Regions from separate parts of the Homo sapiens genome. Here region 1 is linked to region 2. The links are chromatin contacts, found by Hi-C or POLR2A ChIA-PET in ENCODE. All regions are on one chromosome and are shown on one strand. Each heading gives the region's core, a stretch centred on a gene start or an enhancer-like site at or near the end of the contact. The rest is flanking DNA. Distances are from core to core; before and after follow the strand shown. Region 1 has its middle 27 kb from the start of OPRD1. Region 2 holds the start of PHACTR4 (phosphatase and actin regulator 4).

What was found. Hi-C counts contacts between places; a loop is a spot of excess contacts on that map. ChIA-PET counts read pairs that join two places held with the same protein, here RNA polymerase II (POLR2A). Pooled maps may share reads with other maps.
Region 1: a pooled map shows a loop between it and region 2 (3-fold over the local background). The contact joins the enhancer-like site here to the promoter of PHACTR4 in region 2. A Hi-C loop is called at or near these places in 6 of 50 pooled maps. POLR2A ChIA-PET finds 5 or more read pairs at or near these places in 2 of 52 experiments (H1 and activated naive CD4-positive, alpha-beta T cell).

Annotation. Positions count from the first base shown.
Region 1 is chr1:28,784,041-28,787,034 of GRCh38, forward strand. No RefSeq gene overlaps it. Among named protein-coding and RNA genes, the nearest start is that of OPRD1, 27 kb to the right of the region's middle. RefSeq lists an enhancer at 1,706-1,755. Within about 2 kb of position 1,256, at least 12 of the 41 ENCODE cell types and tissues checked have a DNase peak (open chromatin) inside an H3K27ac peak, as active enhancers do.
Region 2 is chr1:28,368,203-28,371,296 of GRCh38, forward strand. PHACTR4 (phosphatase and actin regulator 4) reads left to right here and starts at 1,538. Exons shown (of 14, transcript NM_001048183.3): 1 at 1,538-1,623. RefSeq lists enhancers at 710-1,665, 1,316-1,610 and a silencer at 1,692-1,911.

The sequences.
Region 1 (2,994 bases), core at 6-2,505, 420 kb after region 2:
TGTCTCCCCAGTTCACACGATTCTCCCGCGTCAGCCTCCTGAGTAGCTGGGATTACAGGCGCACACCACCACACCCGGCTAATTTTTTTTGTTTTTGTTTTTGTTTTGAGATGGAGTCTTGCTCTGTTGCCCAGGGTGGAGTGCAGTGGCATGATCTCAGCTCACTGCAACCTCTGCCTCCTGGGTTCAAGCGATTCTCCTGCCTCAGCCTCCTGAGTAGCTGGGATTACAGGTGCGCGCCACCATGCCTGGCCAATTTTTGTAGTTTTTTTAGTAGAGACAGGGCACCATATTGGTCAAGCTGGACTCGAACTCCTGACCTCGTGATCTGTCAACCTCAGCTTCCCAGAGTGCTGGGATTATAAGCATGAGCCACTGTGCCCCACCTTTTTTGTAGTTTTTTAGTAGAGTTTTCACTCTGTTGGCCAGACTGGTCTTGAACTCCTGACCTTGTGGTCCGCCCGCCTCGGCCTCCCAAAGTGCTGGGATTACAGGCGTGAGCCACCAAGCCCGGCCGTTGTTATCATGTTAAAAAAAAAACATGACAAAGGGCCGGGTGTGGTGGCTCATGCCTGTAATCCCAGCACTTTGGGAGGCTGAGGCAGGCAGATCACTTGAGGTTGGGAGTTCAAGATCAGGCTGGTCAAAATGGTGAAACCGTCTTTACTAAAAATACAAAAATTAGCCGGGTATGGTGGCAAGTGCCTGTAATTCCAGCTACTCAGGAGGCTGAGGCAGGAGAATCGCTTGAATCCAGGAGGTGGAGGTTTCAGTGAGCCAAGATCGCCTTACTGAACTCCAGCCTGGCGACAGAGTCCCCCAAAAAACATCACAGGAGAATGTGTAGAGGGTGGATATGGAGGACAGGCCTGGTCACAGATGCACTTCCCAAGTGAGAGTCTTAGTAGCCAAAATAGCAGGGCAATGTCGTGCTCAGACTATACCCCAGTCATGGCCTCTGGGGTGGCAGCTTTAGATATAGGCAAAGCCACCCCATTTCCTGTGGCCTCAAAACATTCAGGATCATAGCTCCCATAACATTCCAGTTCCTAATGTGTCTTCTGCTCTAAATTCTAAATTCCCTGAGGTCAGGAACTAGGTCTGTCTGGCTCACCAGATAACCTGAGTTTGGCACAGAAGGAACAAAAGAACGAATGAATGAAAGAATACAAGGAGTTGAGAGAACTCCAGAAAAGCCAGAATCAGTAGCTGTCATACCCCATCTTGCCAGGAGGTGGCAGTACAGAAGTATTTTCTGAGATGGCTGCTCAGCCTGAGCCTTGCAGTCTGGGCACAGAGTCCCGTTTTGACCCGGGGAGGGAGTGGAGTTGGGTGATTTTTGAAAAATTTATTACGGGCTTATAAGAAGAGGCACAGCGGCCGGGCGAGGTGGCTCACGCCTGTAATCCCAGCACTTTGGGAGGCCGAGGCGGGCGGATCATGAGGTCAGGAGATGGAGACCATTCTGCTTAACACGGTGAAACCCCGTCTCTACTAAAAACACAAAAAAGTAGCCGGGCGACGTGGTGGGCGCCTGTAGTCCCAGCCACTCGGGAGGCTGAGGCAGGAGAATGGCGTGAACTCGGGGGGCGGAGCCTGCAGTGAGCCGAGATTGCGCCACTGCACTCCAGCCTGGGCAACAGAGCGAGACTCCGTCTCAAAAAAAAAAAAAAAGAAGAAGAAGAAGAGGCACAGCTGGGTCAGGGAGACTGCAGCCCCACAGAGACACCAACGCTATATGGGAAGACAAGTGCTATTCTGGCCCTTAGGAGCCCTGAGGAAGGAGGATTAAGTTTGAGGCATTTGGGGAAAGTTCACAGAGATGACATTTGAACTGGGCCTAAACATAAGGAGAATTTATCCAGTTGGAGGACATTCTGGGTAGAGGTAACAGACTCATGGGAAACTGGGGGAATGATGAATTGTCAAGGATGGCTGGGTTATCCTGAGTTTGGTGGGAGATTAAATAAAAAGTTCTGGTGAGACCTCACTTCTTGTTTTTTTTGTTTGTTTGTTTGTTTTTTTTTTTGGAGACAGAGTCTCCCTCCGTCACCCAGGCTGTGCAGTGGCTTGATCTCGGCTCACTGCAGCCTCTGCCTCCCAGGTTCAAGCGATTCTTGTGCCTCAGCCTCCCGAGTAGCTGGGATTACAGGCACATGCCACCATGCCTGGCTAATATTTGTATTTTTAGTAGAGATGGGGTTTCACCATGTCGGCTAGGCTGATCTCAAACTTTTGACCTCAAGTGATCTGCCTGCCTCGGCCTCCCAAAGTACTAGGATTTCAGGCATGAGCCACTGAGCCCAGCCTCACATTTTTAATGAAAGGACAACATTCATTCTTCTTTTCTTTTTTTTTGAGATGAGGTCTGGCTCTGTCACCCAGGTTAAAGTGTAATTGCGTGATCTCGGCTCACTGCAACCTCTGCCTCCCAGGCTCAAGCAATCCTCCCACCTCAGTCTCCCAAGTAGCTGGACTACAGGCACCCACCACAACATCCAGCTATTTTTTGTATTTTTTTGTAGATATAGGGTTTCATCATGTGGCCCAGGCTGTTCTGGGAATTGGGATTACAGGTGTGAACCACCATGCCTAGGCAATGAAAGGACAACGGTCTTATGAAATTAATGCAATGCATACAGAAGGGTCTGAAGAAAGTTATTCAATTGAGATTTATGTGTCAGGCATATAGTAGAGGCTCAATAAACTTGAGTGAATGAATCATGAATTCTAGGTGGTTTCTTTGCTAAATCATAGGTCTTTGCTGATACTTTAAGAGTGTTTTCAGGCTGTGTGTGGTGGCTCATGCTGTAATCCCAGCACTTTGGGAGGCCAAAGAGGGGGGATTGCTTGAGGCCAGGAGTTTAAGACCAGTGTGGGCATCAAAGTGAGACCCCCTGACTGTATAAAAATTTCAAAAATTAGTCTGGGCTGGGCGCAGTGGTTCATGCCTGTAATCCCGGCATTTCGAGAGGTCAAGGCAGGCGGATCACT
Region 2 (3,094 bases), core at 288-2,787:
GTGATCTACCAGCCTCAACCTCACAAAGTGCTGGGATTACAGGCGTGAGCCACCGTGCCAGGCCAATAAATATATTTTAAATATTTTTTTGAGACAAGGTCTCCCTCTGTCGTCCAGGCTGGAGTGTAGCGACACCATCACAGCTCATTGCAGCCTGGACCTCCCCAGCTCAAATAATCCTCCTATTTCAGCCTCCTGAGTACCTGGGACTACAGGCACGTTCCATCATGCCCAGCTAATTTTTAAAATTGTTTTTGTAGAGATGGGGCCTCACTCTGTTGCCCAGGCTGGCAGGCTGGTCTCAAACTCCAGGGCTCAAGGGATCCTCCCGCCTTAGCCTCCCAAAGTGCTGGGATGAGAGGTGTGAGCCACTGCACCCGGCCAATTTTTTTTTCTTCTTTTTTCTTTTTCTATTGAGACAGGGTCTTGCTCTGCTGCCCAGGCTGGAGTGCACTGGTGCGATCTCGACCCCCCAGGCTCAAGTGATCATCTCACCTCAGCCTCCCACGTAGCTGGGACTACAGGAGCTTGGCACTAGGCCCCGGATAATTTGTTTGTTTGTTTGTTTGTTTGTTTTGCGACGGAGTCTTGCTCTGTCGCCCAGGCTGGACTGCAATGGCAAGATCTCGGCTCACTGCAACCTCCGCCTCCTGGGTTCAAGCGATTCTCCTGCCTCAGCCTCCTGAGTAGCTGGGATTACAGGCATGCGCCACCGCGCCTGGCCAATTTTTTTAATTTTATGGATAGTGTATTTGAAAAGTCACATCGATTTTTCTCCTGGAATGTCCTCTAGATGTGCCGTAGCTTCAAGTTTTACATGTAGGTCTAATTTAGGTTGTGTGATACAATGGGTTTGCATTTAGAAGGGTCCTCTGGCAGCAGCAAGGAAGGTTTTCGGAGGGTGATAGCCTAGGGCCTGAAACTACTGAGACTTGGAGAGAAGTGATGGTGGCTTTCACTAGGTGATAGTAGTGAAGGATATCGAAATGAATTAAAATACTGGGGATGTAGAATGACTGGACTTAATGGCTTGAGGGAAGTGTCCAGAATGATTCCTGGGTTTCTTACGCACAACACTGAGGGTAGATAACTTGCTTGTACGTTTTTTGCACTTCAAATTGGTCCTCAATAAATAGTTTTTCCTTTGGGGAGGTTATGATTGAAATTTGGCCAGTCAGGGATACAGTTTTCTCAAACAACACTCTTGTATCAGTTCCCTTTTTGGGTACTGCCTGGAGCCCAGTATTGAACCCTGTCCTCCCAAGCCCAAAGACCTTTGCCTCCCATAGTACCAGGAAAGGTGCCCAAGTTCTTTTACACACAAGGTGCGCAGAGCGGCCAGCGCATGCCCAGAGAGGTCGTAAGGAGGACGACCGCCCGGAGAGAAAGGACGCACGCTTCCCGCCATTTTGTTCAGCTTGCCGGGCAACCGGCCCCTGCTGGGGACTACAAGTCCCGTAAGCCTCCGCGGCGGCACGTCCTACCCTACACTGTCCAGCCGGCTCCCTTTTTCCCCCTCCCCGGGGGCCAAGGGCTCCGGCTGCTGCCTGGCGGCCAACGGGCCAGGTAGGATTTCCGGGAGAGGCTGCTGTGGAGGCTGAGGAGGCGGCGGCGGAGATCTGGGTAAGTTCAGCGAGCAAGGGAAAGTGAGCAGGACGCGCTCAGTATCAGGCTGCGGCCTCCTCTCAGGCTGCGGCCCCTTTCTTGGCTCTGCGAGAGGGTCCCGGTCCGGGCAGAAGGTAACGGCCCGGGTCGCCGTCGCTTCGGGCCAGGGCGGGGCGGGGCCGCCGCCTCCCTCCTCGGCCCTCCCACAACGGTCCAACCCGGGCTTCTCCGCCTGAGGCAGGGCCCGCGCAGGCTCGCCCTCTCCGCCCCCCGAGACTTGGCTGGGCCCTTTTGTCTGGGCTGCGTTGCTCCCCCTTTGTGTCCGTGCATGGAGTCTCCGCCACGGGGGAGCCTGTTCCCCCGGTCCCCAACAGGGACTGCTCCCTGGGGATCCGGTTACAGTAACCGGATCGGGTCAAAGTACATTTTTCAAAACCGTCCTGCCTCAGACCTCTGCACCCCTGCTGGGCAGAACGGGGGCTTCGGAGCCAGGCGGAGTTTCTGTAAAAACCTGGAGGTTATTATTTAACTTTCAAACATCAGCCTGGGCGGCTTCAGGGCACGAAACTCCCGACGTTTTTCTTGGTGGAGAGATGAGATTAAGGAAAAGAAGCGACCCCTCTCTCCCACCCTCTACACCCCGGCTCCGGGAAACCGGGAAGGCATCGAATTTGCTGCGATGTCTGTGCAGCTCACATCTGTGATCGGTGGACCAAAGAACCAGTGGTGAATGGTAGAATGGCAGTTCACGCACCTCCCAAATCTCGGAGGAGAGTGACTTACAGGGCATCACTGATTGCTTGCAAAAAAAAAAAACCCTCCAGTGCTTCATTCGGACACTCAGCTCCTCGCTCCTTCCAACCTCTTCCTTTTCTTGTTCTTTTTAAAACAAACAGTGGAAGGAAAAAGTCCTTCAGTGGAAGAATTTGCTTTATAGAGGAACCAGAAACCCAGTGGCTTCTAGAAGTCACTTACTTTTTCGCCAAATTAAAGAAATGAATTTCGGGCGTGGTGGCGCGCGCCTGTAATGCCAACTATTCTGGAGGCTGAGGCAGGAGAATCGCTTGAGGCCAGAAGTTCGCGACCAGCCTGGGCAACACAGCAAGACCCCATCTTAAAAAAAAAAGGAATGAAGCCCGTTTAGAAATGAAGCCAGTTTAGGGGATGAGGTGTGGTAGATTCTTACCGGAAACCGCGGAACTGCGTGGATTGTGGATTCGATCAAATTTGGCTAGATAATGGTAACTGTGTATGTCCTCCTGTTGGAAGACTGCATTGCTAGAATCAGCTTAAGGTAAAATTTGTTTGTTTGTTTCATTTAAGAGACAAGAGTCTAGCTTGGTTGCTGAAGCTTGAGTACAGTGGAGAGCTCCTAGTTCACTGTAGCCTCGAACTTCTTGGCTTAAGCCATCCTTCCACCAGAGGCTCCCAGATGCCTGGGACTAGAGGCATGAGCCACTGTGCCCGACTATTTAATTTAATTTATTTA